2 separate regions of the Homo sapiens genome follow, and region 1 is linked to region 2. Evidence: read pairs that join two places in POLR2A ChIA-PET (ENCODE). Cell type or tissue: Panc1. All regions are shown on one strand. Region 1 has its middle 36 kb from the start of MAP3K10. Region 2 overlaps ZNF780B (zinc finger protein 780B).

What was found. ChIA-PET counts read pairs that join two places held together with the same protein. Peaks named below come from ENCODE experiments on the same cell type or tissue, not always from the same donor. Only the 100,000 strongest peaks of a DNase experiment are listed, where the experiment ranks them.
Region 1: POLR2A ChIA-PET joins it to region 2 with 7 read pairs; 2 of 35 experiments call an interaction of 5 or more read pairs at or near these places.

The regions. Positions count from the first base shown.
Region 1 is chr19:40,154,441-40,156,940 of GRCh38, forward strand. No RefSeq gene overlaps it. Among named protein-coding and RNA genes, the nearest start is that of MAP3K10, 36 kb to the right of the region's middle. In Panc1, no CTCF peak of the experiment used is centred here; a DNase peak (open chromatin) is centred at 1,441; H3K4me3 peaks cover 356 bases.
Region 2 is chr19:40,043,655-40,046,154 of GRCh38, forward strand. The region is part of intron 4 of ZNF780B (zinc finger protein 780B); the gene reads right to left. Among named protein-coding and RNA genes, the nearest start is that of ZNF780B, 11 kb to the right of the region's middle. In Panc1, no CTCF peak of the experiment used is centred here; no DNase peak of the experiment used is centred here.

The DNA of each region.
Region 1 (2,500 bases), 110 kb after region 2:
AGTCCATAGCCTGGGGGTTGGGAATCCCTGTCTTAGACTACTAAGTCCCATTTTCCTGAATTCTTGTGGCATCAATTTTTCATCAGCCAAGCATCTAACCCTCCAGCCACAGCCCTTGAACAAGCTTGCCTCTGGTACTTCAGCTCGACTAATCTTCTGCAAAATCAGTGGTAACTGGGCCCTGCCCCTCCACCGTGGATATGGAGAACGGATGCCCTGCATCTACTCCCAAGGCCTGCCTACTGTGCCCTGGAGTACTGTAGAAGCTGGAAAGCTATTTTTAAAATAGTAACTTCACCACTCTCACCCAAATAATCAATACTTAATTGCCAAATGGTTTTCAGTGCTTACCCTCCTGTCTTAAAATATCACGTAGACCAGGCGCGGTCCCAGCACTTTGGGAGGCTAAGGTGGGCAGATCACAAGGTCAGGAGATCGAGACCATCCTGGCTAACATGGTGAAACCCTGTCTCTACTAAAAAATACAAAAAAAAAAAAAAATAGCCGGGCGTGGCAGCACACACCTGTAGTCCCAGCTACTCGGGAGGCTGAGGCAGGAGAATGAAGTGAACCCGGCAGGCAGAGCTTGCAGTGAGCTGAGATCGTGCCACTGCACTCCAGCCTGGGCAACAGAGCATGACTCAGTTTCAAAAAAAAAAAAAAAAAAAAAGATGTAATACTAATAGAAAATTTGAGGCTGGGCATAGTGGTTCCTGTCTGTAATCCCACCATTTTGGGAGGCTGAGGCAGAAGGATTGCTTGAGCCCAGGAGTTCAAGACCAGTCTGGGTAACACAGTGAATCCACATCTCTACAAAACATACAAAAATTAGCCAGGCATGTTGGTGCATGCCTGTAGTCCCAGCTACTCAGGAGGCTAAGGTGGAAGGATCTCTTGAGCCCATGCAGTGGAGACCACAGTGAGCCGAGATTGTACCACTGCACTTCAACCTGGGTGACAGAGCTAGACATTGTCTCTAAAGGAAAAAAAAGAGAGGCCAGGCGCAGTGGCTCATGCCCATAATCCCAGCACTTTGGGAGGCAAAGGCAGGTGGATCACCTGAGGTCAGGAGTTCAAGACCAGCCTGGCCAACATGGTAAAACCCCGTCTGTACTAAAAATACAAAAATTAGCTGGATGTGGTGGTGGGTGCCTGTAATCCCAGCTACTCAGGAAGCTGAGGCAGGAGAATTGCTTGAACCTGGGAGGCAGAGGTTGTAGTGAGCCAAGATCGTGCCATTGCACTCCAGCCTGGGCAACAAGAGCAAAACTCCGTCTCGAAAAGAAAAAAAAGAAAATGAAAGAAATTTTGAGGTAACAGATGAGGAGATGATTGCTATGGAAAAGACAGTTTGTTACTCACAGTTCCCAAGAGGAAGGGGCATATGATTCCATGGGGGACCACACGAGGGAGCCCAAGTCAGTTAGGAGAAGAGACAGAGGAGGAAACTGGGCACGAACTTTTACCGTGGTTGCCACAGGAAGGAATTGCTGATGCTGCTTCTGAAGTGAAGTGTTGCTGGGGTAACACTCACGAAAAAAGCAGGCAGACAGGAAGCAAAAGTCCCTTCTCCTGGAGGTGACCAGCCCCCGTGGAAGGGGTTCCGGGATGCAGAACTTTCAGTGCTAAAAATGGGAAAGATCTGGGGAAAGTGGGACGAGTTGATTACCCTACTTCTGCAGTCTCCTAGCAAACTGTCTTGCCAGAGCCTAACATAGAACCATCTGGCAAAGCAGAAATGTGGCTTGCTTGTCCCAGCATCACAAAGCAGGGCACAGGATGGTGCGTTTGGAGCTCAGAGACAGTAACTCTGTAATTGATACTTTTTTTTTTTTTTTTTAAACAGAGTCTCACTCTGTCGCCCAGGCTGGAGTGCAGTGGTGCGATCTTGGCTCACTGCAACCTCTGCCTCCTGGGTCCAAGCGATTCTCCCAGCCTCCCGAGTAACTGGGGCCACAGGCAAGCACCACCACGCCTGACTAATTTTGTATTTTTAGTAGAGACGGGGTTTCACCATGTTGGCCAGGCTGGTCTCGAACTCCTGACCTCAGGTGATCCACCTCCCTCAGCCCCCCAAAGTGCTGGAATTACAGGCATGAGCCACCTGGCCCAGCCTGATACTGACTGTTTATGATCTTCCTGGTCCTCTCCAATCCGTCCTCTGGGCTGCCATTGAGAGGAGCTTTATAAGTAGATAAAATTGATCATTTCAGACTCTTGCCAAAAGTTTTCCATAGTTACCTACCAGCCAACCAGGGTGAAATTTCAACTTTTTAATGAGGTATAAAATGTTCCTCAAAGTTATCCTCAGTTACAGCCCAGTTTTATCTCCTCTCCTGAACTTGACATTCCAGAAATATATAAATCTTTGAATTTTTAAAAAATAAATCATATTCTCCATTTTCTATGCTTTTAATACACTAGTCCCTCATCCGGATAAAAAGAAGATTAGACGGGGGCAGTAGCTCACACCTGTAATCCCAGCACTTTGGGAGGCCAA
Region 2 (2,500 bases):
ACAGTTGTGCTAGCAATCAGTGAGACTCTGTGGGCATAGGACCCTCCGAGCCATGTGCGGGATATAATCTCCTGGTGTGCCGTTTTTTAAGCCCATTGGAAAAGCACAATATTAGAGTGGGAGTGACCCGATTTTCCAGGTGCCATCTGTCACCCCTTTCTTTGACTAGGAAAGGGAACTCCCTGACCCCTTGCACTTCCCGAGTGAGGCAATGCCTCGCCCTGCTTTGGCTTGCACACAGTGCGCTGCACCCACTGTCCTGCATGCACTGTCTGGCACTCCCTAGTGAGATGAACCCGGTACCTCAGATGGAAATGCAGAAATCACCCATCTTCTGCATCGCTCATGCTGGGAGCTGTACACCGGAGCTGTTCCTATTCGGCCATCTTGGTTCCACCCCTCTAACTCATCTTTTAAGCCTTAGGATAAATGTTTTCCTCAGAACATCTGAATGAATGAATAAAGCCACCGTAACATATGGGACATCATAAAACAACAAAATATTTGAATTTTTGAGGTCCTAGAGACAAAGAGAAAACATAAAGGATAGAAAATCTATTTAATGAAATAATAGCAGGAAACTTTCCAACTCTAGTAAGAGATGCAGACATCTTGATACAGGAAGCTCAGAGATACCCAAATAGATACAATACAAAAAGGTCTTCTCCATGGCATATTATGGTCAAAATATAAAAGTCAAAGACAAAAGAGAATACTAAAAACAGCAAGAGAAAAGCATCTAGTCACTTACAAGGAAACTCTCATCAGCCTAACAGCAGATTTCTCAACAGAGAGAAATGAGAGAGAATGTGATTATACATTCAGTGTTGAAAGAAAAAAATCACCAGTCAAGGACACTATCCTCAGCAAAGTATTCTACAAAAATGAAAAAGAAATAGTCTTTCCCAGACAGCAAAAGGTGACAGAATTCATCACCACTGGACCAACCCTACAAGATATGTTCAAGAGTCCTACACCTAGAAGTGAAAGGACAATATCTACCATTGTGAAAACACACAAAAGTATAAAACCTACTGACACAGCAAACATACAAATAAGGACAAAGGACTCAAATGTTACCCCTAAAGAAAACAACCAAACCACAATGATAAAAAATAAAAGAGAAAGGAACAAAGGATAAACAAAACAACTAGAAATCAATTAATAAAATGATAAGAATCAGCCCTCACATATCAGTAATCACACTGAACGTCAATGGATTAAACTTCATTTAAAAGATACAGACGGGCTGAATGGATGAAAAAACATGATCCAACTATAAGCTGCCTACAAGAAACTCTTCTCACTGGTAAAGACACATATGGATTGAAAGTAAAAGAACAGGAAAAGATATTCCATACAAATGGAAACCAAAAGTGAGTAGAAATAGCTACGTTTATATCAGAAAAAAACAGATTTTAAGTAAAAAACAGCAAAAAGAGACAAAGAAGGTCATCATATAATGATAAAGGGATCAATTCAGCAAGAGAATATAACAATTCTAAACATATAACACCAACACCAGAACACCCAGATATATAAGGCAAATATTATTAGAGCAAAAGGGAGAGAGATACTACAGTATAATAATCACTGGGGACGTCACTGTGCCACTCTCAGAATTAGATCATCTAGAGAGAAAATTAACAAAGAAACATTGGGTTTAAACATACCTGAGAGGATGAGGGAAAAAGGGAACTCTTATATACTGTTGGTGGGATATAAATTAGTACAATCACTATGGAAAACAGCATGCAGATTTCTCAAAAACCTGAAAATAGAACTACCATATGATCCAACAATCCCACTACTGGGTATTAATCCAAAGGAAGATAAAATCAGTATATCAAAATGATACCTGCACTTGTATGATTACTGTAGCATTATTCAAAATACCAAAGGTATGGAATCAACCTAAGTGTCCCCCAACAGACAAACAGATAAAGAAAATGTGATATATACACATGGAATACTATTCAGGCATTTAAAAAATGAAATCATGTCATTTGCAGCAACATGGAGGGAATCGGAGGTCAGAAAGACAAATATCAGACTGGGCGCAGTGGCTCACACCTGTAATCCCAGCACTTTGGGAAGCCGAGGTGGGTGAATCACCTGAGGTCAGGAATTTGAGACCAGCCTGGCCAATGTGGTGAAACCCTGTCTCTATTAAAAATACAAAAATTAGCCAGGCGTGGTGGCAGGCACCTGTAATCCCAGTTACTCTAGAGGCTGAGGCAGGAGAATTGCTTGAACCCAGGAGGTGGAGGTTGCAGTGGGCCAAGATCGCACCACTGCACTCCAGCCTGGGCGACAAGAATGAGACTCCAACTCAAAAAAAAGAAAGACAAATATCATATGTTCTCATTCATATCTGGAGGCTAAAAAAAGATCTCACAGAGGTAAAGAATAGAATGATAGAAACCAGAGGCTGGGAAGGGTGTGTGGGTGAGGGGTGGGGGATGAAGAGGAGTTGGTTAATGTTACAAACATACAGTTA